Regions from separate parts of the Homo sapiens genome. Here regions 2, 3 and 4 are each linked to region 1. The links are chromatin loops, found by intact Hi-C in ENCODE. Cell type or tissue: CD4-positive, alpha-beta T cell. All regions are shown on one strand. Region 1 holds the start of LOC105370126 (a long non-coding RNA gene). Region 2 has its middle 83 kb from the start of MTIF3. Region 3 overlaps URAD (ureidoimidazoline (2-oxo-4-hydroxy-4-carboxy-5-) decarboxylase). Region 4 has its middle 79 kb from the start of GSX1.

Region 1 (5,000 bases):
TGTTATTTCCAGAGTAAGGTCCTTCCAGGCAGGACATCAGCAGGGTGAAATGCTTGTCAGTACCTCTACTTCACAGATGTAGCAGAGACTTTGGCTGGAACAGGAAGACAGTTTCTGACGGAGAGAGGCTGAGGAGCGCTAACAGCTGGCTGCCCCAGGCCTCTGGCTCTGCGCTCACTTCTGTTGTATTTATCCCAGTTGAATTTACCCCATCCTTCCCCATCACATCCCAGGGACCATTTCCAGACCAGCAAGACAGTATGTGTCTGTATATCCCACCGTTCCTATATTTGTGCAGCTCAGAGGGTTTCCTCATACATTCTCTTGTTCCATCTTGCAGGTACCAGGTGGATACTTGAGTGCTAAGCTGGTTGTCCTTGGGCCCTTCATGCCAGGCTCCCAGAGGCCCTGCACTCTGAACATCAGGCAATGCCTCTCTATGATACATAGCTTTAATCAGCAGCAAAATAAAATGGGGCTCATTGAATAAGGCTTACAAAGATGATGAGCTCCTGCCTGGGTTTGCACTGCCTGCTGTGCGGACGAGCCGCATCTGTGGACTCCTCCTTAGTCAGACCAAGCTGCCATCTTTACCTTGGCTCCAAAGGTGACCTATGAGCTGCCACACCTACTCTAGGAATGCCCAGCAAAGTCCTGACTTGGCAACAGGGACCAGGGATAGAGACTTTGACACATCTCCGGTGACTCTTCTGGAAAGGAGTGGAAGATCTGCCGGTGAGCAATAGAAGCGTCACACCCCGGTTCCCAAACCCAGCCCTAGACATTCTGGTGCCAAGAGGTGTCACTTCCTGGCAAAGGTGAAGGGAGGGTCAGTTTCTCCCTGCTGTTCCTGATTCCATCAGCTCTTGACCCACAGAGCAAACATGTGCCCAGCCTCTGCAGCGACAACCAGGTGTTCTCCTGGACTCACCCTGGCCCAGATCCGCTCGGTGGAGTTGGCATCTGCTGTGAGCCTCCCATTTGATTTGACGGTTTCCATTTAGTAGGTATTTGTAGATGCAGCCAGTCCTTTGAAGAATTATTATGCTCATAAAGTGCAGAGAAAATGGTATAGCCCTGCCTACTTCTCAGTTTTCTGAGGCTCAGGAATCAGCACGTTGTTTTCCTGATTTCGCTCTAGGCTTTCTTCACTCCCGTAATGAGCAGTAGGGGTCACTGTGTAGCCACAGAACGCCTCCACGAGGCTCCAGAAATCTAACTCCACCTACCTCTGGGCTGGACCAGAACACTTGGATGAAACGGCCACGTCACCACATCTTCACAAAGTCAGGGGACACATTTAGCAGGATCTTTTCTGATTGAAATGATCAATGGCTATTTCTATGTTGCTGAAGTGAAAATGAATATAGTGGTTTGGGTTGGAATCACTATGTTGATATAATACATATATAGTGATATAAATGACTATATTGATATAAATGATATTGCCACCAACTCGTTATGCTCCTGAATTTCCTCAATTAGTTTGAAAATTGGTCCATTTTCCCCAAATAAGCTTAGAATACAGTTTTGTTTTGTTTTAGACAGAGTCTTGCTCTGTTGCACAAGCTGGAGTGCAGTGGTGCAATCTTGGCTCACTGCAACCTCTGCCTCCCGGGTTCAAGCGATTCTCCTGCCTCAGCCTCCCAAGTAGCTGGGATTATAGGCATATGCCACCACATCCGGCTAATTTTTATTTTTCGGAGAGATGGAGTTTCACCATGTTGGCCAGCCTGGATACGAACAGAATATACAGTTTTAATTGCATGTGTGTATATGTTTAGATACTGATAAGCAAACATTGTGTTAAAAACCAAGTATCGCATTATTCTGTTTTTTAAGACCTAGATTTATGGAAGATAAACATTAGAAAACAATATTCAGCAGTCTTGTTTCTAGTTTTAACATTGACCTAATGTGAAACAGAAGAAAATTTGGGATCAATAATAACACCACTTTGGTACCAACCACAGAACAAAAAAAGTTGAAAAAAAAAAAACAACCCACACCCTCAAAAGATAACAATGTAGTATGTACGAAAAAAGTGAGTAGAAATAAAATAAAATCAGATACTATGTGGGAAAGGGCTTTGTTGTCCATACATTGCCATAGTTGGCCCAGGCAAGGATAGTGGCAATTGAAACACTTTCTAAGATGCACAGCCCTGCAAGTCAGCTTTTGGCTGATTTCCTGGGTATTTAACTTGGAATTGGACAACGGCCCTGGCTGCTCCTCACAACCCCTACCACCTCTGTCCACCAGGGGGCTTCACTCTTTTCCGCTTGGATTCTCTTTACATCCTCCACCGGTCCCCAACTCCACTCACCCATCCCCCAGTAGATTCCCTCCACTCTCCCCATTTCCCTTCTTGTTTCCCACCTGGTCTACGATCTAGCCATTAAGGCTTCGGGGAGAAACATAGGAAAATCAGCACAGCCCACCAACTCCACTGCCTTGAAACTGCTTCTGCGTCTGTCGGCCCGCCTGCTTTCCACAGTACGGCAAATCCTGGGCGTTCAACAAATATTGTGGACCACCACTACACTAGAACCACCAAAGAAATATGATCAAGGCTGCACAAAGTAGTGCACTGAGGATCCACTGCTAATGAATTTGGAAAAATTAAAAGTCACAGGCCGGGCGCGGTGGCTCAAGGCTGGGCGCAGTGGCTCACGCCTATAGTCCCAGCACTTTGGGAGGCTGAAGCGGGTGGATCATGAGGTCAGGAGTTCGAGACCAGCCTGGGTAATTTGGTGAAACCCTGTCTCTACTAAAAATACAAAAATTAGCTGAGCGTGGTGGCACGTGCCTGTAGTCCCAGCTGCTTGGGAGGCTGAGGCAGGAGAATTGCTTGAACCCGGGAGATCGCAGTGAGCTGAGATGGAGCCACTGCGCTCCAGCCTGGTTGACAGAGCATGACTCTGTCTCAAAAAACAAAACAAACAAACAAAAAAACCACACACATTTAAACCGTTTTCTAGTGTCCAGTTCTGTAGTATTAGGTAGATTCCCACTGTTGTGCGACCATCACTACTAACCATTTCCAGGTCTCTGTTCACCCTGTGGAATGGAAACTCTGTAGCCATGGAACAACTCCCCATTCTGCAGTCCCTGGCAACCACCATTCTACTTTCTGTCCCTATGAATGTAACTACTCTAAGTCTTAAATGAGCCAAACTCATTAGCAGTCAATCCTCAATGCACTGCTTCATGCAGCTTTGATCATATTTCTTTGGTGGCCCCAGTGTAGTGGCGGTCCACAATATTTGTTGAATGCCCGGGATTTGCCACGCTGTGCCCGGCAGTCAGGTTGACAGATGCAGAAGCAGTTTCAATGCAGTGGAGTTGGTGGGCTATGCTGATTTTGCTGTGTTTCTCCCCAAAGCCTTACTACCTCGTGCGAGTGGACAAATACAGTATTTGTCCTTTTCTGACTGGCTTGCGTCACTTAATATCTTCAAGGTTCTTCATATTGTAGCACGTATCGGAATTTCCATCCTTTTTCAGGCTGAATAATGTTCCATTGTATGGACATTCCACATGTTGTTTATTCATTCATCCATTGATGGACACTTAAGTGGCTTTCACCTATTCACTGTTGTGAATAATGCTGCCATACACACATGGGTGTACAAACATCTATTTGAGTCTGTGCTTTCAGTTGAGTGTATACCTCAAAGTGGAATTGCTGGATCACATGGTAATTTTAAGTTTAATTTTTTTGAAGAATCATCATACCATTTTCCACAGTGGCTAAACCATTTTACATTCACACCAGGAATGTACAAGTGTTCCCATTTTAACAGCTCCTCAGCAACACTTGTTATTTTCTGTCTTTTGATAATAGCCATTCTAATGGGTGAAGTAGTTCCTTCATTTTTTGACTTCATACTTTTCTATTTCCTCTTTGCATGTCAACGGTTTTGTAATATCTTCTATAGAGTGTCAATTCAGTATTTCTTCTAGCACAGTGGTTGGGATTTATAAATATGTGACTTCACACAGCCATATTCACCATATATAGCACTACTATAGACTTCTGTCCTACAAACTCAGAAATCCTGATAAACACTTGACTTTGACTGTCATAAAAAATAAAAATAGTCCAGGCATGGTAACTCACACCTGTAATCCCAGCACTTTGGAAGGCTTAGGTGAGAGGATCACTTGAGCCTGGGAGTTTAAAACCAGCCTGGGCAACATAGTGAGACCTTGTTTCTACAAAAAAATTTAAAAATTAGCTGGGCATGGTGGCCCGTGCCTGTAGTCCCAGCTACTCAGCAGGCTGAGGCTGGAGCCCAGGAGGTCAAGGCTGCAATGGGCTGTGATCAAGACACTGCACTCCAGCCTGGGCAACAGAGTGAGACTGTGTCTCAAAGAAAAAAATGATTAAATAAATAAATAAATAAAAATACAATGCATTGGATTTATAATCATTGCGTTATTGAGTATATCCCTGAGGGAGAAACCTTCTGTTTAGACCCAGTGTCATTGAAGACTGGCTTCTCCACTAAAAATGTTACGCCTGTGATTAGAAGAGTGTTGTACCTTGGGCCTTGATGCTGGGAACACTGTGCAGGGGAAGCAAGCACATTCTGGAACCCATTCTTATAGCAGAACAGCTGGCAACAACTGTGCACAGAAGTGACTGCGAGCCACACAGATACGTCTCACTAACCCAAATTAAGTGTATCCCTATTCAACTTTCTCTTAGCAGGATCCCAAAAATGCCTGTGCCCATTCCAATGCCACCCAATACTAGGGGCATTGTGTGTGTTCTTTTTCTTACTGATCTGTGGCTGTTCTTTATATATTACGAATATAAGTCCTTATCATTTTTATGTATTACAAATATAGTGTTGAACTGTGTGGCTTGCCTTTTCACTCTTTTTTTTTTTTTGACAGAGTTTTGCTCTTGTTGCCCAGGCTGGAGTGCAATGGCACAATCTTGGCTCACTGCAACCTCCACCTCCTGGGTTCAAGCAATTCTCCCGTCTCAG
Region 2 (5,000 bases), 160 kb after region 1:
TTTCCATGCTGGCTGTACAATTTTACATTTCCTCCAGCAATGCACAAGGGATCTGATTTCTCCACACTTGTTATTTTCTGTTGTTGCTGGGGTTTTTTGTTTTGTTTTGTTTTGTTTTGTTTTGATGGAGTTTTGCTCTTGTTGCCCAGGCTGGAGTGCAGTGGCACAATCTGTACTCACTGCAACCTCCGCCTCCCAGGTTCAAGGGTCCTCATGCCTCAGCCTCCCAAGTAGCTGGGATTATAGGAGCGCGCCCTCATGCCTGCCTAATTTTTGTGTTTTTGGTAGAGACAGCGTTTCACCATGTTGGCCAGGCTATTCTCGACCTCCTGACTCAAGTGATTCACTTGCCTCGGCCTCCCAAAGTTCTGGGATTACGGGTGTGAGCCACTGCACCTGGCCTGTTGTTTTCTTTTTAATGGTAGCCATCCTCATGGTGTGAAGTGGTATCTCATGGTTTTTATTTACATTTCCCTAATGATTAGTGGTGTTAAGCATCTTATCATGTGCTTATTGGCCATCTGTATATCCTCTTTAAGGAAATGTCTATTCACCTCCTTTGCCCATTTTTTTCATTGGGTTTTTGTTTGCTGTTGTTATTGTTGCATTATAGAGCTTCTTTGTATATGCTGGATATTAATCTCTTATCAGATATATGATTTGCATATATTTTCTCCCATTCTGTGAGTGTCCTTTGATATACAATTTGTTAATTTTAGTGAAATCCAATTTATCTTTTCATCATTGTTGCCTGTTCTTTCGATGTCATATCCAATAAATCTTTGCCAGAAAACTTTTTGCCTGGTTTCCTATAAGAGTTTTATAGTTTAGTTGTTACATTTAGATTTTTGAGTTAACTTTTTAAAAACTATGGTGTTAGGTAAGGGTCCAGCTTCATTCTTTTGCATGTGGACATCCAGTTTTCCCAGCATTTGTTGAAAAGACTGTCTTTGCCCCACTGAATGGTCTTGGCCCCTTTGTTGAAAATCATCTCACCATATATGCAAGGGTTTATTTCTGGCCCCCTATTCTCTTCCATTGGTCTATATGTCTATCTTCATGTCAGTACCACAGCTTTGATGACTAGCTATGTAGCAAGTTTGAAATCAGGAAGAATGAGACCCTCAGCTTTGTTCTGGGCCCCTTTAAATTCCATATGAATTTTAGGATGGATATTTCTATTTCTGCAGAAAACATGGTTGGGATTGTGATATTGTACTGAGTCTGTCTTGGGTAGTATTAATCTTAACAATACGAAGTCTTTCAATCTATGAACAGAAAATGTCTTTCCGTTTATTTATGTCTTTTTTAAGTTCCTTCAGCAATATCCTGTAGTTTTCAGTGTACATGTCTTTCATCTCTTTGTTCAAGTTTATTCCTAAATATTTTATTCTTTATAATGCTATTGTAAATGAAATTATTTTAACTTCCTTTTGGGATTGTTCATTGTTAGTGTTTAGAAATGCAACTAGTTTTTGTGTGCTGATTTTGTATCCTGTAACTTTGCTGAATTCAACATAATTTTAATTGCTTTTTAGGTTTTATTCTTATAAATTGAAATGGGGACCCCAGCCAGAGAACACTCTGGACCACACAATCTTTTGTCCTCAACCTCCATATCCCAGTCTCCCCATAGTCCAAAGATTCCCTTACCCTGCACTGCCAGAGGGTTAAAGGGTCAGTTCTAGGCAGCTCCTTTGTCAGGATTGCTGGCCTCCAAAGCCCCACCTCGCTAATTCTGTTTCTTCATTGTCAAATAAGGAGGTCCATCTCTGTCCTCTCAGGTCTTCTGCAGCACTGGATACCATGTGTTAGCTCACGTACCTGAGTTCAGTTTTCATGAGAGTTCATGATGACTGAGGTATGGTTAATCATTTGTTAAATAGTTAGATTTTTATTCCAGAGAAACACCTACTCTACAGAGCGCATATGAAACAGGTTTGCATTGCATGAATTATTTTCCCATTTGAAACCCAGAATCTCACTCAAATGGCTTTCCAACCCATATTGTACTGAAGTATCCTGTTCGTTCCATTAACTATTCACAGAGTCAACTGGGGAACCGTTGTTATTAATTTCAATGGAAGGCTAAAATGCAGTTCATTTTCTGTAATTGCAGGCCCACGGTCTAAAGAGCCAGCAAAAGCTTTTAATCTGAGGCTTTTTTAGAGGAGTATGATCATTATTACATTGAACATCTTTTGAAGGTGCGTAATTATCAAAACCTCAATAACATTGACATTCAAAGAGCCCTATACCATAGAAGCGAAACTCACATGCAGGGAGCAGGACAAATTGCGGTCTGAGTTACCCAGGGATAGAGAAATGGCCACGGGGAAGGTCGACAATGTTTGCACATCTTGCTTTGCTATTTTATTCCAACTGTGAGGCTCTTCATGCCACATGGGAAGGGGACAGACGCACTCCCTTCATATATGTAAGTTGTTTGTGGCCTCAGATATCCAACCCTTCCTGCTGCAGCTTCCCTGACCTCCTGCACCGGGAGCCACCGGCTGCAAACAGGCTGCAAACACCGGGGAGCTGCAAGCGAGGGCGGCCAGTCCATCGAGCCAGCAGAGGGCGCTGAAACGCGGCCCAGTGAACTAGGGACGTCCAGGGCCAGCGCTGACCACTGGTGGTGCCCGAGCTCCCAGGGCTCTGATGCCCGGCTGCTCCAGTCCGCAGAGAAAACTAACCGGACACTCCACTGCTACTTTCTTCCCGATGCTCATGAGTCTCACCTTTGGTGAGGGCTGTCACCCTTTAGCCACAGTTCTGTGAGAGAACCACCTCCTTTTCCCCCATAGGAGGAAGGACAGCGGCAGAGGAGGCCAGGGGAGTGGCTCACGCAGTGACAAGTGACTGCAAGGCCACCCCCACCACACTTCCCACAGGTGGCACCACATGTGCACTTCTGCTCAAAACTGAAGCGGGGTGACAGCACACTGCTTGGCATGGGGACAGAGACAAAGGAGGCAGGCACCGGGGACAGGGTGTCAGCATGTATGTGCATATATATATATGTGTATGTGTGTGTGTATATATATACACACACACACACATATATACACACCCTGTATATATATATATATACACACACCCTGTATATATATATATATATATACACACCCTGTATATATATATACACACACACACATATATATACACACACACATACATATACATACACACACAGACATACATACATATACACATACATACATACATATGTATGTGTATATATATTTTTAGTTAAAATCCAGATCGATGATGCTGGCACCATCACGTACTCCAAATGTCAAAGCCACACGTTATGAGGTTGGTGAGATAGGCCACCCACCCTCACATACTCATTCATCTTCAGCATGTTGCCACTTACTATATTTTGTGTGCACCCGGATAAGTGGATTTAAGGATTTCATTATTCAGTGTTAACTAAATTAATTTGGAAAAAATGTATATGTAGCTTTAAAAATATGGTTGCAAAGAATCTGTAGGTTGGCAACATTAGTAACGGGAGCACAAGTGAACTCAAAGGAAACAGCAGAGCTCTCGCATCTCTTACTCCTAGGAAGGCCCCTTTATCAGCCAGTCCGCAGGAGAAGCAATGATGAGCTCAGCAGATCTGACAGTCTTAGGCCAACCAGAATTTTTTTTAGAAAAGCAAACAAATCTGTCATTTCAAGCAAAAGATGCTGCCACAATAAGTGAGAATGTAATTGTTCCTTTTTTGCCCCCTGGGAGTGGTGGTGAAATAAAAGAAAGAAAATGGGAAATCCTATCTATAAGACCAAGTAAAAATAATCATGCATCGGGCATAGCTCTTACCATGAAGTGGCAGCAGACACATCAGAACCGTGGCAGATCACAGACTCTTTCCAAGTGGCAGGGATTGTCCAGGGAGCGGCTGAGTCAGCAGCAGGGCCTGTCCCACCTGGGCACTATTTCCTTCTTTCCTTTACTGCCACCTCATGTCAGATGGTGACAAGAGGATCATGACAAACAAGAGTCAAAGGTCAGATCAGAAGTCAGAGTCAAAGGCAGGGTCAGAGTGCAGATTTCTGACTCCCTGACCAGTGCTCACAAAGGAATCAAGCCCGCATCTAGTGTGGGCCCTGGCGTGGCCTTGGTGTTAAACACAGGAGAGAGCATAGCATGGTGGGCTCTAAACCCAGAAATCAGACTCCCCCGACAACTTCCAGCTCTGAGACCCAACCTCTCTGTGCCTGTCCTCTCTGACTGTAGAACTGGGAAAGTTAATGAAACTTGCTTTGGAAGCTTGTCGTGAGAAATGAATGGATAAACACATGTGAACGATGCTTGGTGCATACTCAACTTTTAACAAATGTTAGCTGTTGTAATCTTATTTTACCACTGAAGCTGAAGAAACTTTTTTCAGGTTGAGATACTGCATTCCTGGAGTCCTTCAGATCTTTTACCAAATTCCAATATCAAGTTCTCAACTTCCACAGTCTCTGAATCCTGAAGTACACTTGAGAATTTCTGCCAAGATATGCACCTTCAGAGCCAAGAGCAGCAATTAAGAGACCAGTGAAGTTCTCCTGTTTAGACACTACAACGGAAAATTTGAAAGCAAATATCTCAGACAACAAGGATGGCTGAAATACAGTACAAACCAAGAATGCTAATCATTTTCAAAGTCAAAAAGTAAATTGGGACACCGATTTAGCACAGCTTGCAACCTTGCAAAATTCCTGCTCCACAGAACTGTAACTGCTGGCCTCTCCAAAGGTCGGGCAGAATGCACTTTATTTACATTTCATCCAAGCTTGCTACTTTACAATGTGGACTTCCCAAAGGGCAGGGCTGTCTTACTTATTTCTGTGTTTGTTGAATGAATGTTGAACATGGCAGTCTACAGCCATACCACCCTGAACGTGCTCAATCTTGTCTGAACGTTGAACGTGGCAGAGTGCTCCTCATGGGGAAAGAAAATGCGAGAAGAGGTGGGACGCAATTATTTCCTTGTTTTCAGGATG
Region 3 (5,000 bases), 610 kb after region 1:
GTGTTCTTGAAGCTAGCTCTCCTTTCCTGTCAAAGACTTTGCTTCTGCAATTTCAAATATCTATTTCTCCATCCCCACACCACTTACCCTTATCAATGTGCAAACATGCCTTAGAATCCCTCATCCCATAAACAATATTAACGTTCTCCCTTGATTCCCTGTTGCTCTCTTGTTTCTCCCTATTTCTCTGCTCCTCCTTACAGAAAAGACCTTAGAGTTGTCTCCTGGCCTCTCCACTTCCTGACCTCCCTTTCCAGGCTCACTCTGTCACGTTTCGAGCCACTGTACCAACTGATCTGCACTCATTAAGGGCATCTTGCCTGAGCCCAAAGACCAATGCCTGACCTCTTCTTTCTCAACCTCTCCAGACCATGTCACCTGGTTGGCCCTCTCTCCTTAAAAAATGACTATAAACGGCCGGGCACAGTGACTCATGCCTGTAATCCCAGCACTTTGGGAGGCCGAGGCGGGTGGATCACCAGGTCAGGAGTTCGAGACCAGCCTGACCAACGTGGTGAAACCTCGTCTCTACTAAAAATACAAAAATTAGCTGGGCATAGTGGCACGCGCCTATAATCCCAGCTACTCAAGGCAGGAGAATTACTTGAACCCGGGAGGCGGAGGTTACAGTGAGCTGAGATTGCGCCACTGCACTCCAACTTGGGTGACAGAGCAAGACTCTGTCTCAAAAAAAATGACTACCACTTACCTTCAGAGACATCCTTTGCCTACTTTCATCTTGCTCTGCCAGATAGGTCACTAGCACTAGTACCACAGGACTCAGTACCCACATCTCATCCCTTTGTTGTTTACACCAATGTACTTACTAAGTGCCCTCAGCCAGTCGTAGGGTTTGAAATGCCATCCATTCTTTGATGACAGCAAGATATACTTTAGCCCTCAGTGTTTCACCAAGCTCCTCTGTTTTGATGCAACTGAGCAGTCAGCATTTTCATCTGGATGATTTTTGGGTATCTTAGACTCAGCAAGCTCCTTCCTCCATCCTGTCTTCTCAACTCTAAGTCTTCCTCAACTCGGAAAATGGTACCACCACCCACCCAGTGGCTCAGACTGAAAACTTAGGAGTGACCATTCAGCTCTGTTTCTGATCTGCCTTCTGTCATCAAATCCATTTAAAAAAATCCTGTTGACTCTAACTGTAAGCCCTATTCTGAGAATCCATTCGCATCTCTCCATCTCTACTGCGCCAACCACAGTCCAAGCAACCTCAACTCTTACTCTTACTACTGCAGTGGCCCCTCGACCTGGCCCCCTGCATCTGACATAGCCCCCACATCACCATCCTAAAGCATAAACCCCAGTGACCCATTGCACATGGAGAAGCAAGTTCCTTATTAGACCTAAGCAGCTTTACATGATCAGGCCCTTGCTGCCTCTTCCTCACATCCCTCTACTCCTTACTATTTTCCAACTACCTTGATCTTTCTGTGCCCCAAAAATGTCGAGTTCATCCTGGTCTCAGGTTCCTTTGCTTTTTTTTTGTTTTTGTTTTTGAGACAGAGTCCCATCCTGTCACCCAGGCTGGAGTGCAGTGGTGCGATCTCGGCTCACTGCAACCTCCGTCTTCCGGGTTCAAGTGATTCTCCTGCCTCAGCCTCCCGAGTAGCTAGGATTACTGGTGCGTGCTACCATGCCCAGCTAATTTTCTATTTTTAGTAGAGACCGGGTTTCACCGTGTTGGCCAGGCTGGTCTCGAACTCCTGACCTCAAGTGATCCATCTGCCTCATCCTCCCAAAGTGCTAGGATTACAGGCATGAGCCACCACGCCCAGCCAGGTTCCTTTTCTATGAGTGGCCTCATCCTAGATTTCAGCTACTTATTTCTCATCCTTTGGTCTTAAACTTAAATTAACCTCCTAAGAAAGACCACCTTTATTACATATTTTCTGCCATATTACATATATTTTTTCTGGGAATTTCTAGAACCTGAAATAATGGTATTTTTAATGTTAATCCTGTCTCTCTTCACTAGAATGTAAGCTCATTTAAGGCAAGGACTTGTCTTGGTCACTACCCCGTTCCCAGTGCCCACAACAATCCCTGGGGCACAGTGGGCACTCAGTGAATATTTTTTGACCAACACAGCACTTTTGGTAAGGAGTGTTTCATTTTGTTTTGTTTTGTTTTGTTTTCTGAATAAACAAACACATTTTAATAGCTTGATCCAAAACCCTCATAGCCTGTATTATAAGGAACTTATTAGTATCCAACTCCATTCATTCAACAAAAATGTTGTTTAGTAAGCATAAAGTAATAAATTGTGGCATTACTATAATTCTGAAAGACACAGAGATGCACTTTGTTTTTTTTGTGACAGGGTTCTCGCTCTGTCATCCAGGCTGGTGTGCAGTGGTGCAATCATGGCTCACTGCAGCCTCAACCTTCTGGGCTCAAGCGATCCTCCCACCTCAGACTCCCAAAGTGCTGGGATTACAGGTGTGATTCACCATAGCCAGCGGAAATGCACAGTTAATTAACTCTTATGAAAGTTGTATTGCTCTTTAATTTCATAACACAAATCCGTCCTGAATTTCTTCAGTTAGTGCATGTGAGTTTCAACTTTCTTCCCTTTACTAATTGTCCGTTCTCTTTCCTAGAAAACCTTTGCCTCATCTTTAATCTGTGGGAACTGATTGGCTGGAGAAGGTACTTTGCCCAATAGCACTAGAGCTCAATATTAATCCTGGACTGCCACCTACTGGCCAATAATCATCATAGCAGAACCTAAATGGACTCGCCCTTAGTCTAGAAACCCAGTTTTGTTTTCTGTTAATGGTGGAGGTTTTTCTTCAGTCACCAAAACAAATACATGACTAGGTAGACCACTGTAACTTGAACGTCTCTCTAAGGTACCTTCTTTTTAGATTCAAATAATCTATTTCACCCAGTTTGCTTCTTACTATTCAAAGGGTAAAGCTAGACTGTAATAAATCCCATTTTAAGGCTGGGCGCGGTGGCTCACACCAGTAATCCCAGCAGTTTGGGAGGCCGAGGTGGGCGGATCACAAGGTCAGGAGATTGAGACCATCCTGGCTAACACGGTGAAACCCCGTCTCTAGTTAAAAAATACAAAAATTAGCCGGGCATGGTGGTGTGTGCCTGTAATCCCGGCTACTCCGGAGGCTGAGGCAGGAGAATCGCTTGAACCCGGGAGGCGGAGGTTGCAGTGAGCTGAGATTGTGCCACTGCACTCCAGCCTGGATGACAGAGCAAGACTCCATCTCAAAAAAACAAACAAACAAAAGCAATTTTATTGGATTTTTTGACAAATAAAAATTATACATGTTTATGGTGTGCACCTTGATGCTTTCCATATATGTATACATTGTGAAATGATGAAGTCAAGCTTTTTAATATATCTATCACCTCACATATTTATCATTTTTTGGTAGTAAGAACATTTAAAATCTACTCTCTTGAAGGTGGGGCAAGGTGGCTCATGTCTGTAACCCCAGCACTTTGGGAGGCCAAGGTGGGCGGATCACTTGAGGTCAGGAATTTGAGACAAGCATGGCCAACATGATGAAACCCCATCTCTACTAAAAATAGAAAAATTAGCTGGGCATGGTGGCAGGTGCCTGTAATCCCAGCTACGAGGGAGGCTAAGGCAGGAGAATCGCTTGAACCCGGGAGGGTGAGGATGCAGTGAGCCAAGATGGTGCCACTGCACTCTAGCTTGGGTGACAGAGTGAGCCTCTACCTCAATTAAAATAAAAAATAAAAAAGCCTACTTTCTTGGCAATTTCCAAATATACAATAGATTATTATTGACTATAGTCACCAAGCTGCGAAGTAGATCATTTTATTTGATTATTTAAACAATAAAACATGGGGTCTAGGACATCAAGCATTTATCTTAATCAAATACATTAGTGGATAAATGAATGAAAACCCTAAAAACTGTTTCTAGACTTTGTTTCTCATTGTCTGGAAAAAGCCTTCAAAACCTGTTGGGTTGACTCTCAGGGTTATTAGAATTCCAGTCCTGCCACTTTCTAGTAGTGTGTCCTTGCTCAAGTTACTTAATCTCTGTGTGCCTCAGTTTTCCCATCGGTAAGAATGGGAGCAATAATAATACTATTCCTCATTTTATAGGGATATTAGAGGATTGAATGAGTTAGCAAGTGCAAAGTTTTTGGAAAAGTGCCTGAAACACACCAGTAGTAAAAGTTCAATACATTTTAGCTATTTGTTGTTGTTATTGTCACCATTGATAACATCACTTGTCTACTGTTACTGAGATGTTAAGATGAGGAGCTGCCGCCAGACAGCAATGAGGCTCCCAGCTGCTCCCAGACAAGTGCAGAACCGAGAAGCAGCCTCCACCACAGGGAGCTCCTCCCCAGAACCGTGTCTACTGCAGACACCAACAACCGTCCAGGGGGCCCAAACTCCCTCCAGCCATTTTGTCCACTGACCTACCACTGAGTCACCCAGTTAAAATGTGTGGGGAAGGGGGTAATGCCAGAATTCCCACTTTTCAGTATCACCTTGGAAACGATTTCATGCATTCATTCAGCAAACTTTGATTAAGTCCCAACATCCTGTTCACTCTGTGATCTGGGATTCTGACACTAGCCAGGAGACAGAGGTTTCATCAAGTCACGGGGGCATCAAAACAAGCCTCGGGAGCGGGGGTTGCCCACGTCCAGTGCTGCCCACACTCCACTATGCTCAGGGCCCTGACTGGACTGACCCGGAACTAGAACCTCTGGCCAGCTGGATTGTGGGGAGTGTTGGTGAGCAATAAGATGAAAATGGAGAAATTGTTATGTTTTTATCAAAGTTCCAGACACAGAGTAAGAAAGCCCCCAAAACGTGTGTTAAGTAACTGGCCAAACCCAAGAACAATAGATCTAAATTATTCACGCGATCCTAGCTTTCTCTCTCAACACGCTCCCTCCTCAGCCTCACCACTCCTTTGGGTATTAAGACAATCAAAGGATATGCCTCTCTTTTTTTTTCCTGTAAAGAAATTA
Region 4 (5,000 bases), 340 kb after region 1:
GGCAAATTTAGAAATAAAAACATATTTTAATATTATTAGTGACTTCTACCTGATCACTTACTAATGAATTTTAAGTCAGTGACTTTGCAATGTAAATATAAAATCAGTTATATAGTTTGGAAAAACTCTGCACCCTGAGTTCTATCCCTTTCACACATTCTTTGACCCTTTTAAGTTTATCCTTTGACTATAATGAGTTTATTCTTTGGCTGAGTTTAATATTTAGACTACAGAAAGAAAAAAATTTGAGTCACTCTAAGTTAGTTTGGCACTTCCTTTAATCTGGTTGTTCTTGTTCAACTCCAACCCCTCCCAGCCCTGAATGAGGACAACAATATCAAACAACAATTGGGATATTGGGTGAGAAAGTGCTTCCTAGTTGGGCTTGTAAAGAGGTGAGCTCAGGAAGTGAGGGCCGCATTTAATTGCTGAATTGATTCACAAGTGCTGAGAGGCTGTTGGAGTTGAATATACTCAGATAGATTCAGGAAGACTGAAAATAATTAATGAACTTTGTCACTTAAAATTTGGATTTTAAAATATTTTATTTTTGATGCCATTTTGTTTCGAAAATGTCAGAATGTAGAAAGAATGATGGGAATAGAAAATCATCACTTGGCAGGAATAATTATTTCAGTCAAGAATCATCATCAGTGATAATCCAACAATCCCATGACTTCATATGTATCCAAAAGAAAGGAAATCGGTGTATCAAAGAAACTTCTGCACACTCATGTTTATTGCATCACTGTTACAATGGCCAAGATATGGAATCAACCTAAGTGCCCATCAACAGAAGAATCAATAAAGAAAATGTGGTGTATAAACACATGAAATACTATTCAGCCATAAAAAAGAATGAAATCCTGTCAATTGTGACGACATGGATGAACCTAGAGGACATTACGTTAGGTGAAGCAAGCCAGGCACAGAAGGACAAATACCGCATGTCTCACTCATATGTGGAATTCTATAAAGCTGATCTGGAATTTGGGGATTGGTTATGGGATTCAAACAAAGAGGTACAGATTAAAGAGGATGGAACAAAAACGATTTTTGTTGGAGGGAGTTTTTTTTGGAGGGAGTGTGTGTAGTGAAACCTGTGAATTTCACAGTAGTTATGGACTGCTAAACAAAAGATTTTCCAATATACAGGCCAAGCAGGGGAGTAAAAAGAAAAGATGACTACAGGCAGAGACACCTGAAGAATTTTTCAAAGAACTTCCCCATCTTCTCCTTGGCCAGCCCCACAGATGCTGTGACAATCACTCGTGGAGTGGGGTGAGGTTAACACACTACTTATGAATCAACAAAAAGTCTCTCATAAATAAAAGATGTCATATGTAGGTTTTTTTTGTTTTTGTTTTGTTTTGTTTGTTTTCTAATTGCACCAAACTCTTTCAGTGGACATTTTAACAGAAATGAGTGTGCCTTGCAAATTCATATTTTTGGTATGAAAATTGATATTCAAAATGTATCATCAGGTTTTATATTACTAAAAATATGAGGTTTGTATAATTTTTAAACCTTCAGATATCCCCAAATATTTTTGAAAAATGCAAAACTGCTGACACCTTTTCAAATAATTTTTTTTTTTTTGAGAGACAGGGTCTCACTTTGTTGCCAAGGGTAGAGTGCAATGGTGAGATCATAGCTCTCTGCAGCCTTGAACTCCTGGGCTCAAGCAATCCTCCTACTCAGCCTCTTGAGTAGCTGAGACCACAGGCGTGCACCACCACTCCTGGCTAATTTGTTTGTTTGGTTTTTTTTTTTTAGAGAAATAACACAGTGGAGGTCTCATTATGCTGTCCCTGCTGGTCTCAAACTCCTGGGTTCGAGCGATCCTCCTGCCTCCACCTCCCAAAGCACTGGGATTACAGGTGTGAGCCACCACGCCTGGCCTTCAAATAATTTTTACAATATGTTTAAACAAAAGGTTTCTAAGATGCCTGTACTTGTAAACTCATTACTTTATTACATTTTATATCATATATTATAGAAAAATAGTTTTTAAATCTTTCTGTTCTGTTGGCATTAAGATATCTCAATCCTAGCAAGGCAGTTGACATGGGACAGCCAGGCTGAGTCCCAGACGTGCCAGGCAAACCATCTTCTGTGTATTGTCACCGCCCCCACCAGGGCCAATGAGTTTATGCTATGAATTGGAACAAAATGAAATCTGAATTCCAGCTTTAGCACTTCCTAGGAGAACTTGGATGAATAATCTTCCTGAGCCAGTTTTCTCATCTGGAATATGGAGATAATAATGCTGATTTTTCAGAGTTATTGTGAGGATTAAATAATGCAAATAAAGTATCCAGCATGGAGTCTAATACAAAGTACAAATATAGTATCAGTTCCTTCCTTTTTTCCTCTTTTCTTATAATCCATGACTAGAACAATTTATATGTCAAATCAGCACATGATAATTTTATTGTTTGGCAGTGGATTTATGAATGATTGTTGCATTAGTAAGACCTGAGTAATTAATTTATTAAAGCAGAACATAGCATGGACAATAATGATAGTATCTTGATGTCTGTATTCCAAGCACTTTGGGAGGCCGAGACGTGAAGATCATTTGAGCCCAGGAGTTCAAGACCAGCGTGGGCAACATAGCAAGACCTCATTTCTACAAGAACTAAAGAAAATTAGCCAGGCGTGGTGGCATGTGCCTGTAGTCCCAGCTAATTGGGAGGCCGAGGCAGGAGAATCACTTGAGCACAGGAGTTTGAGGCTGCAGTGAGCTATGATTGCACCGCTGAACTCCAACAGAGAAAGACCCCATCCCTAAAAAAAAAAGTATTTTGACCTCTGGATTATGGTTAGTCAATTCTGTGTAATTGAGGTCCAATTTAAAAATTAGACATGCTCATGTGTCCAACTAGTACTCTTTTGTCCTCAAAGTTTAACATTTAAATTAAAATGTTAAGAAGAAAAAGTCCTTTTGAAATTTTGCAAAGTTAGGAATCATAGCTCTAGGGATTTCCATGTAAAAAGCTGATATGGGGGCCGAACGCAGTGGCTCATGCCTGTAGTCCTAGCACTTTGGGAGGCCAAGGTGGGCAGATCACGAGTTAAGGAGTTTGAGACTAGCCTGGCTGACATGGTGAAACCACGTCTCTACTAAAAATACAAAAATTAGCTGGGCATGGTGGCACGCGCCTGTAGTCCCAGCTACTCGGGAGGCTGAGATAGGAGAATCGTTTGAACCTGGGAGGCAGAGGTTGCAGTGAGCTGAGATCGCGCCACTGCGCTCCAGCTTGGGCGACAGAGTGAGACTTCGTCTTAAAAAAAAAAAAAGCTGATATGGTTAAAATATACACAAAACTTTCTAAGTGGATCAGTACAAGAAAATTTATTAGCCTGACATAGACATTGAATTTCATCTATTTTTGTAATGCCTCAACCATGAATTCAGTATACAAATAAGATGGAGCTATATTTATTCATTCAACAAGTATTTATTTATTTATTTATTTATTTATTTATTTATTTATTTATTTTTGAGACAGAGTCTCACTCTGTCGCCCAGGCAGAAGTACAGTGGCACAATCTTGGCTCACTGCAACCTCCACCTCCTGGATTTAACTGATTCTCCTGCCTCAGCCTCCCGAGTAACTGAGATTACGGGTGTGGGCCACCATGCCCAGCTAATTTTTGTAGTTTTAGTAGAGATGGGATTGCGCCATGTTGACCAGGCTGGTCTCGAACTCCTGACCTCAAGTGATCCACCCACCTTGGCCTCCCAAAGTGCTGGGATTACAAGTGTGAGCTACTATGCCCAGCCAACAAATATTGATTGAATGCCTACTGTGTGCCAAACTGGTTTTGTAGAGGATAGAGAATAGACCTTTGATTTGGGCAAGATGGAGGGCACTGATAACCTTGATGAGAGTGGTATCTGTGGCGAGGTGAAGACGAAAGCCTGGCTGGAGTTGTTGAAAGAGAAAGTAGGAGATAAGGTGTAAGGACAGTAAAACAGGAAACCTGAGATTTGCTATAAAAGAAAACCAAAATACTGAGTGATAGCTGAAGGAAGCGTGGAGTCAGATGACTCAAAGTTTATTTTTTCAGGTGAGCACTATAACAGCATATATGTGGGCTAAAACAGACCCTCAGAGAAGCAGAAATTGATAATGCAAGAGAAGAAGACGGGAGTTTCAGAGCCAAGTCCCTAAAAAGATGAGAGAGAGTGGGATTCTGGGACAGCCTTTGGAAAGAGAGGAAAGGCAACATATGTGGACACAGGTAGGGCATGCTGAAAGATTTGAAGATAGGAAGATGAGGTATGTATCATCTGCTTTCATTCTTCAATGAAATATGGAGCTAGATCAATATCAGGGTTGATGTGTGTGTAGGACTCGGAAGTCTGAGACTGAAGAAAGAATGTGTGAAACCGCCACCTTAGGCAGCAGAAATCTAAGTTGATAAAGACAAGGGATGAGATGGCTGGGCAGTGCCACTTGCCAAAGTGAGAACTGTCTGCACGGCATGTGCCCTCTTGGTCACATTCAGCTGCTCAGGCGCCAGTCCACAGAAGGCAGAAAGCTGTATCTCACCAGTTTGCTTTTCCCTGCAGGCAGTTATAATGGAGGGGTAGGGAGGACAAGGGTCTAAAGCATAGACTCAGCTGGGCTTAGTGGCTCACACCTGTAATCCCAGCACTTTGGGAGGCCAAGGTGGAAGAATGGCTTGAGCCCAGGGAAACATGGCCAAACCCCATTTCTGCAAAAAATTTAAAAATTAGCCAGGCATGGTTGCATGCATCTGTAGTCACACCTACTCGGGAGGCTGAGGTAGGAGGATCACTTGAGCCTGGGAGTTCAAGGCTGTAGTAAGCCATGATCACACCATTGCACTCCAGCTCAAGAGACAGAGCAAGACCTTGTCTCAGAAGAAAGTAAATAAATAAAATAAAGCATAGACTCTACCCTGGAGAAGGACCCAGTGAAAATGATTGATGGAGAGCATTAAAGTCAATAAGTTGGAGGTCTTGC

Evidence for each region. Hi-C counts contacts between places; a loop is a spot of excess contacts. Peaks named below come from ENCODE experiments on the same cell type or tissue, not always from the same donor. Only the 100,000 strongest peaks of a DNase experiment are listed, where the experiment ranks them.
Region 2: it touches region 1 in a loop (2.1-fold over the local background); 60 of 110 quality-filtered maps call a loop at or near these places.
Region 3: a loop joins it to region 1, with 10 times the contacts of the local background. A loop is called at or near these places in 103 of 110 quality-filtered maps.
Region 4: it touches region 1 in a loop (26-fold over the local background); 21 of 110 quality-filtered maps call a loop at or near these places.

What each region holds. Positions count from the first base shown.
Region 1 is chr13:27,373,654-27,378,653 of GRCh38, forward strand. LOC105370126 (a long non-coding RNA gene) reads right to left here and starts at 1,131. Exons shown (of 5, transcript XR_941783.4): 1 at 932-1,131. RefSeq lists an enhancer at 46-1,245. In CD4-positive, alpha-beta T cell, CTCF peaks have their summits at 1,179 (motif pointing right), 1,378, 2,252 (motif pointing right) and 2,457; DNase peaks (open chromatin) are centred at 1,208 and 2,258; H3K27me3 peaks cover 526 bases.
Region 2 is chr13:27,530,691-27,535,690 of GRCh38, forward strand. No RefSeq gene overlaps it. Among named protein-coding and RNA genes, the nearest start is that of MTIF3, 83 kb to the left of the region's middle. RefSeq lists enhancers at 2,317-2,817, 2,818-3,318, 4,881-5,000. In CD4-positive, alpha-beta T cell, CTCF peaks have their summits at 2,622 (motif pointing right) and 2,842; DNase peaks (open chromatin) are centred at 2,581 and 2,871; H3K4me3 peaks cover 375 bases.
Region 3 is chr13:27,981,734-27,986,733 of GRCh38, forward strand. All of the region lies in intron 1 of URAD (ureidoimidazoline (2-oxo-4-hydroxy-4-carboxy-5-) decarboxylase), which reads right to left. The region is part of intron 2 of LOC105370132 (a long non-coding RNA gene); the gene reads left to right. Among named protein-coding and RNA genes, the nearest start is that of URAD, 4.5 kb to the right of the region's middle. In CD4-positive, alpha-beta T cell, CTCF peaks have their summits at 2,715 (motif pointing left) and 2,917; a DNase peak (open chromatin) is centred at 2,718; H3K27me3 peaks cover 845 bases.
Region 4 is chr13:27,710,485-27,715,484 of GRCh38, forward strand. No RefSeq gene overlaps it. Among named protein-coding and RNA genes, the nearest start is that of GSX1, 79 kb to the right of the region's middle. In CD4-positive, alpha-beta T cell, CTCF peaks have their summits at 2,174 and 2,396; no DNase peak of the experiment used is centred here.